Linked DNA regions of Homo sapiens: region 2 is linked to region 1. Evidence: chromatin loops called from intact Hi-C (ENCODE). Cell type or tissue: heart left ventricle. All regions are shown on one strand. Each heading gives the region's core, and the rest is flanking DNA. Links, peaks and the distances in the headings are about the cores only.

Region 1 (4,393 bases), core at 85-4,084:
CTTTGGGAGGCCGAGGCGGGTAGATCACCTGAGGTCGGGAGTTTGAGACCAGCCTGACCAACATGGAGAAACCCCGTATCTACTAAAAATATGAAATAAGCTGGGCGTGGTGGCACATGCCTGTAATCCCAGCTACTCGGGAGGCTGAGACAGAAGAATCACTTGAACCCGGGAGGCGGAGGTTGCAGTGAGCCGAGATGGCGCCATTGCACTCCAGCCTGGGCAACAAGAGTGAAACTCCATCTCGAAAAAAAAAAGGTGGTCCTGCTGCTATGAATAGATAGCTCCATGGACCCAGCAGGGGTTAGGGTAGAGGCTCCCACTTATGCCTCGGTGGGCTCTCCCACCTGCGTCACACCCTGGCTAGTGACCCAGTCAGACGTGCTGGGGACCCTGGCTGACCACCTGTACCAGGGGCAAGGAAGGAAGGAGAGGGGAGCATTGTGAAGCAGGGCAGGATGACTCTTGAAGGTGGAGACAGGCCCTGGACAGCTCTGGGACCCTTAATGGTGGCAGCAGCCCCCAGTCATAGGCCTCATTGTGTGGGCAGCCTGGGACAGCTAAGATCCCCATGAGGTCTCTTTAAAGGATTCACTAAATGCTCCATTTAGTCTTGGTTTGTTTTTTTGTTTTGTTTTGTTTTTTGAGATGGAGTCTCGCTCTGTTGCCTGGCTGGAATGCAGTGGTGCAATCTTGGCTCACTGAAAACTCCAACTCCCTGGTTCAAGCAATTCTGCCTCAGCCTCCTGAGTAGCTGGGATTACAGGCATGCGCCACCACACCCAGCTAATTTTTGTATTTTTAGTAGAGACGAGGTTTCACCATGTTGGCTAGGATGGTATCGATCTCCTGACCTCGTGATCCATCTGCTTCGGCCTCCCAAAGTGCCGGGATTACAGGCGTGAGCCACCACGCCTGGCGATTTTGTTTCTTACCCTTTAGTGTAAGGTGATTATCAGCTGAAGATTTAAACACATCCATGAGGAGATGGGGGAAGGGGTTCCTTCAGAAAGTCCTAAAGCTTTCCTCTGGAATTTTTTTTTTTTTTTTGGAACAGAGTTTCACTCTTATTCCCCAGGCTGGAGTGCAATGGCACGATCTGGGCTCACCACAACCTCCACCTCCCAGGTTCAAGGGATTCTTCTGCCTCAGCCTCCCGAGTAGCTGGGATTACAGGCATGCACCACCACGCCCGGCTAATTTTGTATTTTTAGTAGTGATAGGGTTTCTCCATGTTGGTCAGGCTCGTCTCGAACTCCTGACCTCAGGTGATCTGCTCGCCTCGGCCTCCCAAAGTGCTGGGATTACAGGCATGAGCCACCGCACCCAGCATCCCCTTTGGATTTTAATTCAAAGCACATACTCTCAGGAGTTTAATTTCAAGAGGAAAGCCAGTTCAGACAACAGAGAAGAGAAAGGAGGTGGGGGAAAGGTAGACGGGAAAGATAAAAGAAGAAAGGCCCCTAATGTTTTCCTCAGCACTGCCAAGGCAGGACCTCACCCTCAGCCTCTGACCCCTTTGTGATAAGCAGGAGTCCTGGGGCCTGGCCAGATAATTCACCCATGGGGGATGTGGGCAGATGGCAGCTCTCCAGAAGCACCAGTTAAGATAGCTTGAACCACAGACCTGACTACCTGCCCTAACCCCTCCCAGCTCCCACCTCTACTGCTGCCCCTCCAGTTCCTCCACTGAAGCTTCGTAAGGCTCCCCAAACAGAGGTTTGGCCTCCCAGAAAGCAGGATGTACCAGGAATATCCTCATCCCTATCCTTTGGAGCTCACAGAGGCCCAAAGAAGTCTGACTCTCAGGTCTTCCTCCCCAGTTAAAGGCATTACCAGACACCATTCTGTGAACCCTCTCTCCCACAAGAAAGGCCTTCTTCTAAGCCCCACCCAGGCTCTACAGAGGGTGCAGGTTGCAGGTGCCCTCCAGGCAGAGTGCACTATGTGTGCTGCCTGAGAGAATATAGCATGTTCCGGCAGAGCTTCCACCTGGGCCTACCCCAGAACCCACCTTGAGGTAGCCAGCAAGGAGAAGGCAGTTCAACCTAAGCATGGGGAGAACAGAGTCAGAAGAGTCTGAGAGGCAGGGAAGAGCCAGTGCTTCCAGGAGATGAGAAGAGACCTAAAGTCTAGAACAGAAAGGCTTGCAGGCACTGAAATCCCAAAAGCACCCAACTCATCACCCCAAGAAAACAAGCTGCTCCAGGATTCTGGCAGGGATGAGGATTGGCAGTGTGGACACAGCTGGGTTGGCAGTGTATCCTGACCACCAGCTTCCTGCCAAGTGTGTGTTTGTGCCAGTCAGCCTGTGGCAGACACAGCAGCAGGTGGCCCCAGCACATGCGCAGTGGCCATGGGGAGTGAGATCCCTAGGTCTGACTCTTTGGGGGACATTAGCCCTGCCATGGGTGAGTGGGGAGGAAGTCAATAGACTAAGATTATTGGGGGAACATAGGGGCACCCGATCCCATGCAGCCCATAAAACTAGAGGGGTACAGGACGTGAGTATTATGAAGTTTTTCCTAGTGGAGATATGGGAGGGAGCAGGGAGACAGACTGGAAGTGGCCTAGGTAGGAAGTCTGACCTAGGTGTGATTCTTGAGTTGAAGACAGGGAGAAAGTGAGTTGTTATTTCCTAGCCATTACTAACCAGTAGTGGCCAGACACAGTGGCTCACACCTGTAATCCTACCACTTTGGGAGGCTAAGGTGGGAGGATCACTTGAGCCCAGGAGTTTGAGACCAACCTGGTCAACATGGTGAAACCCCATCTCTATAAAAAATACAAAAAAAAAAAAAAAGGTCAGTTGCTGTGGCTCACACCTATAATCCCAGCACTTTGGGAGGCCAAGGCAGGAGGATCACCTGCAGTCAGGAGTTCAAGACCAGCCTGGTCAACATGGTGAAACTTCATCTCTATTTAAAAAATAGAAAAATTAGCCGGGAGCAGTGGAGGGCGCCTATAATCCCAGCTATTGGGGAGGCTGAGGAACAGGAGAACTGCTTGAACCCGGGAGGTGGAGGTTGCAGTGAGCGAAGATTGCACCACTGCACTCCAGCAGGGCAACAGAGCGAGACTCCATCTCAAAAAAAAGAGATTTTGGCCAGGCGCGGTGGCTCACGCCTGTAATTCCAGCATTTTGGGAGGCCAAGGCGAGTGGATCACTTGCGGCCAGGAATTCGAGACCAGCCTGGCCAACATGGTGAAACCCTGTTTCTACTAAAAATACAAAAATTAGCGGGGCATGGGGGCAGGGGGCCTGTAATCCCAGCTACTCGGGAGGCTGAGGCAGGAGAATTGCTTGAACCCAGGAGGCAGAGGTTGCAGTGAGCCGAGATCACACCATTGCACTCCAGCCTGGGCAACAAGGGCAAAACTACATCTCAAAACAGATATATATATAGATATATAGATAGATATAGATATATAGATATATAGATAGATATATAGATATATATAGAAGCTGGGTGTGGTGGCATGTGCCTGTAGTCCCAGCTACTTGAGAGGCTGAAGTGGGAGGGTCACTGGAGCCCAAGAGGTCAAGGCTACAAGGCTACATTGAGCTGTGATCACACCACTGCAGTCCGACCTGGGTGACAGAGTGAGACTCTGTCTCAAACAACAACAACAACAACAACAACAAGCTGGGCGCGGTGGCTCATTCTTGTAATCCCAGCACTTTGGGAGGCCGAGGCAGGTGGATCACTTGAGGCCAGGAGTTTGAGACCAGCGTGGCCAACATGGTGAAACCCTGTCTCTACTAAAAATACAAAAATTAGCCGGGCATGGGGGCAGGGGGCCTGTAATCCCAGCTACTCAGTAGGCTGAGGCAGGAGAATCTCTTGAAACAGGGAGGCAGAGGTTGCAGTGATTTGAGATTGCACCACTGCACTCCAGCCTGGGCGACAGAGCAAGACTCCGTCTCAAAAAAAAAAAAAAAAAAAAAGAAACAAAAACACCCCAAAACAAACTAACCAGTAGAAAGCGAGATGTTTAGAGAGATGGTGGAAAGCTGTATAATACATCAAACTCAACCTGAGCTCCATTTTCTCTGCCCACCCAGGGCTTGCAGAGGTTGCAGGCATCGTGATGGATGCCAGGCAGTAAATACCTATGCATCTGCTGCCTAAGTTTTGTAATGGCTGGCAGCCAGATTAACTGCACCAGATCATCATCCACACCTCCTGCTGAATGGAGATGCAGCTGCACCAGGCACCACAGCTGCTGAACCCAGGTGCTATACACCATACCCAAGCTCAGCTGGGTCCCCAGCCCTAGCTGACCAGGCTGTGTGGCTGCAGGTCAGGGTGCCCCACCAAGCATCAGTCTGCTCAACTGTAAGCATCAGGTGAGAGTTTAGACATAAAAATGCTTGTAAAATATAAGTCCA
Region 2 (4,393 bases), core at 191-4,190, 48 kb before region 1:
TGTTCCAGCCCAGCTCATGCCTCCTCTAGGAAGCCTTCCTAGGTAGCACCTACTCTGCATTGCTGGTGACCCTGCTGTTCCCTAAAGCAGTAGTCTGTCTTCACAAGGTTTGTTTCTGTGCTCCCTAAAGGAATTGTTCTTTTCTTGAGCCCTAAAGGAATTTCGTAAACTATGTACTGGCTTGCACATTTTTCAGGTTGACAGCTAAGATTTTTCATCATGCTTAAATCATTGCCAAGTGTGCAGTTTCTGAAGTGTTTTACATATTGCAACGTTTTAGAATATAACTGCTAAGATTCTGTTCTAAATATATGTTCAATTAAATCTAAATATCAGGCCGGACGCGGTGGCTCACACCTGTAATCCCAGCACTTTGCGAGGCCGAGGTGGGCAGATCACGAGGTCAGGAGATCGAGACCATCCTGGCTAATACGGTGAAACCCCATCTCTACTAAAAATACAAAAAATTAGCTGGGTGTGGTGGCGGATGCCTGTAATCCCAGCTACTTGGGAGGCTGGGGCAGAGAACTGCTTGAACCCAGGAGGCGGAGGATGCAGTGAGCCGAGACCGTGCCACTGCACTCCAGCCTGGCGACAGAGTGAGACTCTGCCTCAAAAAATAAATAAATAAATAAATAAATAAATCTAAATATTACAATGACTTGATACCCTCCACCATCCATTTATTTATTTAATTATTCATTTATTTTTTGAGACACAGTCTCACTCTTTTGCCCAGGCTGGAGTGCAGTGGCATGATCTCGGCTCACTACAACCTCTGCCTTCCAGGTTCAAGTGATTCTCATGTCTCAGCCTCCTGAGTAGCTGGAATTACAGGCATGTGCCACCACATCCAGCTAATATTTGTATTTTTTAGCAGAGACGGGGTTTCAACATGCTGGCCAGTCTGGTCTCGAACTCCTGACCTCAGGTGATCTGCCCACCTCAACTTCCCAAAGTGCTGGGATTACAAGCATGAGCCACTGCACCCGGCCTCCATCATCCATTTAAAATATGTATGTATGATAGAACAACCATACAGGAGATCAATAAGGAAACAGAGAACCTAAACAACATTATAGACCAATTGTCCCTAAGAGTATATATAGAATACTCCACCTGATGGCCGGGCGTGATGGTTCACGCCTGTAATGCCAACACTCTGGGAGGCCGAGGCGGGTGGATCATGAGCTCAGGAGATCAAGACCATCCTGGCTAACATGGTGAAACCCTATCTCTACTAAGAAAAATACAAAAAAATTAGCCGGGCATGGTGGCGGGTGCTACTCAGGAGGCTGAGGCAGGAAAATGGCGTGAACCCAGGAGGCGGAGGTTGCAGTGAGCCGAGATCGCACCACTGCACTCCAAGCCTGGGTAACAGAGCGAGTCTCCATCTCAAAAAAAAGAAAAAAAGAAAAAAAAAGAATACTCCACCTGATAGCATCCGAATACACATTCTTCCTAAACACACACTGAATATTTTCCAGGAGAGAGCACATGTTAGGTCACACAGAAAACCTTAACAAATTTGAGAAGATTGAAATCATGCCAAATATTTTTTATGATCACAATGAAATCACACTAGAAATCAATAGCAGTAGGAAAACTAGAAAACTCACAAATATGTGGAAATTGCACAACACACTTTTGAACAACCAGTGGGTCAAAGAAGAAACCACAAGGGAAATTATAAAGTATCTTGAGAAAGGCCTGGCATGGTGGCTCATGCCTGTAATCCCGGCGCTTTTGGAGGCCGAGGCAGATGGATCACGAGGTCAGGAGATCGAGACCATCCTGGCTAACACGGTGAAACCCCGTCTCTACTAAAAAAAAAAAATACAAAAAAATTAGCCGGGCTTGGTGGCAGGCGCCTGTAGTCCCAGCTACTCGGGAGGCTGAGGCAGGAGAATGGTGTGAACCCGGAAGGCAGAGCTCGCAGTGAGCTGAGATCGCGCCACTGCACTCCAGCCTAGGAGACAGAGCAAGACTCCATCTCAAAAAAAAAAAAAAATTGAGAAAATAAAAGCAAAAACACAACATACCAACACTTATGAGATGCAGCAAAAGTAGTATAAAGAGGGAAGTTTATAGTGGTAAATGCTAAATTTAAATAAAAGAAAGATGGCCGGGTACGGTGGCTCACACCTATAATCCCAGCACTCTGGGAGGCTGAGTGGGCGGATCACCTGAAGTCAGGAGACCAGACTGGCAACATGGTAAAAACCTTGTCTCTACTAAAAATACAAAAACTTAGCGGGGCCTTGTGGCATGTGCCTGTAATCCCAGCTACTCGGGAGGCTGAGGCACGAGAATTGCTTGAACCTGGGAGGCGGAGGTTGCAGTGAGCTGAGATCGTGCCACTGTTGTCCAACCTAGGCGACAGAGCAAGACTCCATCTCAAAAAACAAAACAAAAGAAAAAGAAAAAGAAGAAAGATCTCAAATTGACAACCTAACTTTACACTTTGAGGAACTAGAAAAAGAAGAATAAACTAATCTCAAAGTTAGCAGAAGAAAGGAAATAATAAAGTTTAGAGCAGAAATAAGTAAAAGAGAATAGCTGGGCACGGTGGCTCACACCTGTAATCCCAACACTTTGGGAGGCCAAGACAGATGGATCACTTGAGGTCAGGAGTTCCAGACCAGGCTGGCCAACATGGTAAAACCCTATCCCTACTAAAAATACAAAAATTAGCTGGGCGTGGTGGCATACACCTATAGTCCCAGCTACTCGCGAGGCTAAGGCAGGAGAATCACCTGAACAAGGGAGGTCAAGATTGCAGTGAGCCAAGATTGTGCCACTGCACTCCAGCCTGGGTGACAGAGCAAGATCTGTCTCAAAAAAAAAAAAAAGAAAAGAAAAAAGAAAGAAAAGAAAAGAAACAGAAAGTAAAATTGTATTCACTGTGGGGAGGGAGAAACAGTTGTTGTTCAAAGGGTATAGGGTTACAGTCGTGCAAGATGAAAAAGTTCTGGAGATCTTTTGTACAATGTATATACGGTTAACAATACTGTAATGCACACTAAAAAAAGAGGTAAATTTGTGTCTTTTTTACCAGTTGACAGATAGCGATAGATAGATAGATAGATAGATAGATAGATAGATAGATAGATGATAGATAGATAGCAGATAGGTAGATAGGTAAGTAGATAAATAGATGATAGATTGATAGATACATAGATGGATGGATGGATAGATAGATAGAACCACCCCCCTCCCCCCGCCACCAACAAGACATGTTAACTCATTCTTTATCATTCAGTCAAGGTAGCATAGTAGGCCGGGCACGGCAGCTCATGCCTGTAATCCCAGCACTTTGGGAGGCTGAGGCAGGTGGATCTCTTGAGGCCAGGAGTTTGAGACCAGCCTGGCCAACATAGTGAAACCCCTTCTCTACTAAAAATACAAAAATTAGCTGAGTGTGGTGGCGCCAGCCTGTAATCCCAGCTACTGGGGGTGGGAAAGGAGGAACAGTACAACACCTTGAGTGCCACCCTGTTCCAGGGCAGATCAATTTTAGAAGGCTGAGGATCTGTAAGTGGATGCCAATAAAACTATTGTGCCTGTGCATCTTTTTGGAAAGTCTTAAGCTGTTCCCATTTAAAAACTGCTGATGCCCAGTTCTGCAGGGTGGGTTTCCTACTGGGATCTCCCTCAGTGCAAGAGCAGGGGAGAAACCAAGGAACTGGCAATGTCCCCTCCAGCAGCTGCAAGTCATGGCTTCCATTCCACCTGGCCTCCCACACTCCTTCTTCCTTGCACCTCTACTTCTCCATCCCACAACTTCTGTCTGTATCGGGATAGTCTACTAATGAGAATTCAGAGCCTCAGTGCCACTCATGGCTCAAGACTAAGGGTCATGGGGGTTCCCTCTCTTGGCTTTGGAGCCCCCCTCCCTCTGTCTCTGTATAGGGGAGCTTCTTCCTTCTCCCTTCCTTCTTGTCCCTCTTGCCTATTAAACTCTCCGCTCCTTAAAACCACTCCACGTGTGTCCATGTCGTTTTATCTAAACTGGCATGAGCACCAAGAACCCTGGTGTTCCTCCACTCATCAGAGCCGTATCATTTTAGTGCGTTGGCCAGGAAAGGAAATTCGTTCATCAGACTGAGTCAAGGAAACTTATTTTAAGCTATTTGTGGCCTTTAATAATTGAGTAAGGTGTACTCCTATGAACAAAATTTGGAGCATGTTTATTTCTCTGCCTGGTTCCTCTAGAATTTGGAAACTATCTGAATCAAGCTTGACAAGCAGAGCCAATAAAAGCCGCTTTGGGAGAACTGGCCTCATACCTTGTCTACACAGTCTCTGGACAGGGTTCCTAATCTGTAGTCAGTAAAGAATGTCATTTTTTAACACGTCTGGGAGCTCCGAGTTTATCTTGGGACCTCAAGAG

The links. A loop is a pair of places that touch in the nucleus more often than their neighbours do. Peaks named below come from ENCODE experiments on the same cell type or tissue, not always from the same donor. Only the 100,000 strongest peaks of a DNase experiment are listed, where the experiment ranks them.
Region 2: it touches region 1 in a loop (6-fold over the local background); 6 of 110 quality-filtered maps call a loop at or near these places.

The regions. Positions count from the first base shown.
Region 1 is chr1:153,647,766-153,652,158 of GRCh38, forward strand. No RefSeq gene overlaps it. Among named protein-coding and RNA genes, the nearest start is that of SNAPIN, 8.7 kb to the right of the region's middle. In heart left ventricle, for the core only: no CTCF peak of the experiment used is centred there; a DNase peak (open chromatin) is centred at 2,316.
Region 2 is chr1:153,599,852-153,604,244 of GRCh38, forward strand. No RefSeq gene overlaps it. Among named protein-coding and RNA genes, the nearest start is that of S100A16, 11 kb to the right of the region's middle. In heart left ventricle, for the core only: no CTCF peak of the experiment used is centred there; no DNase peak of the experiment used is centred there.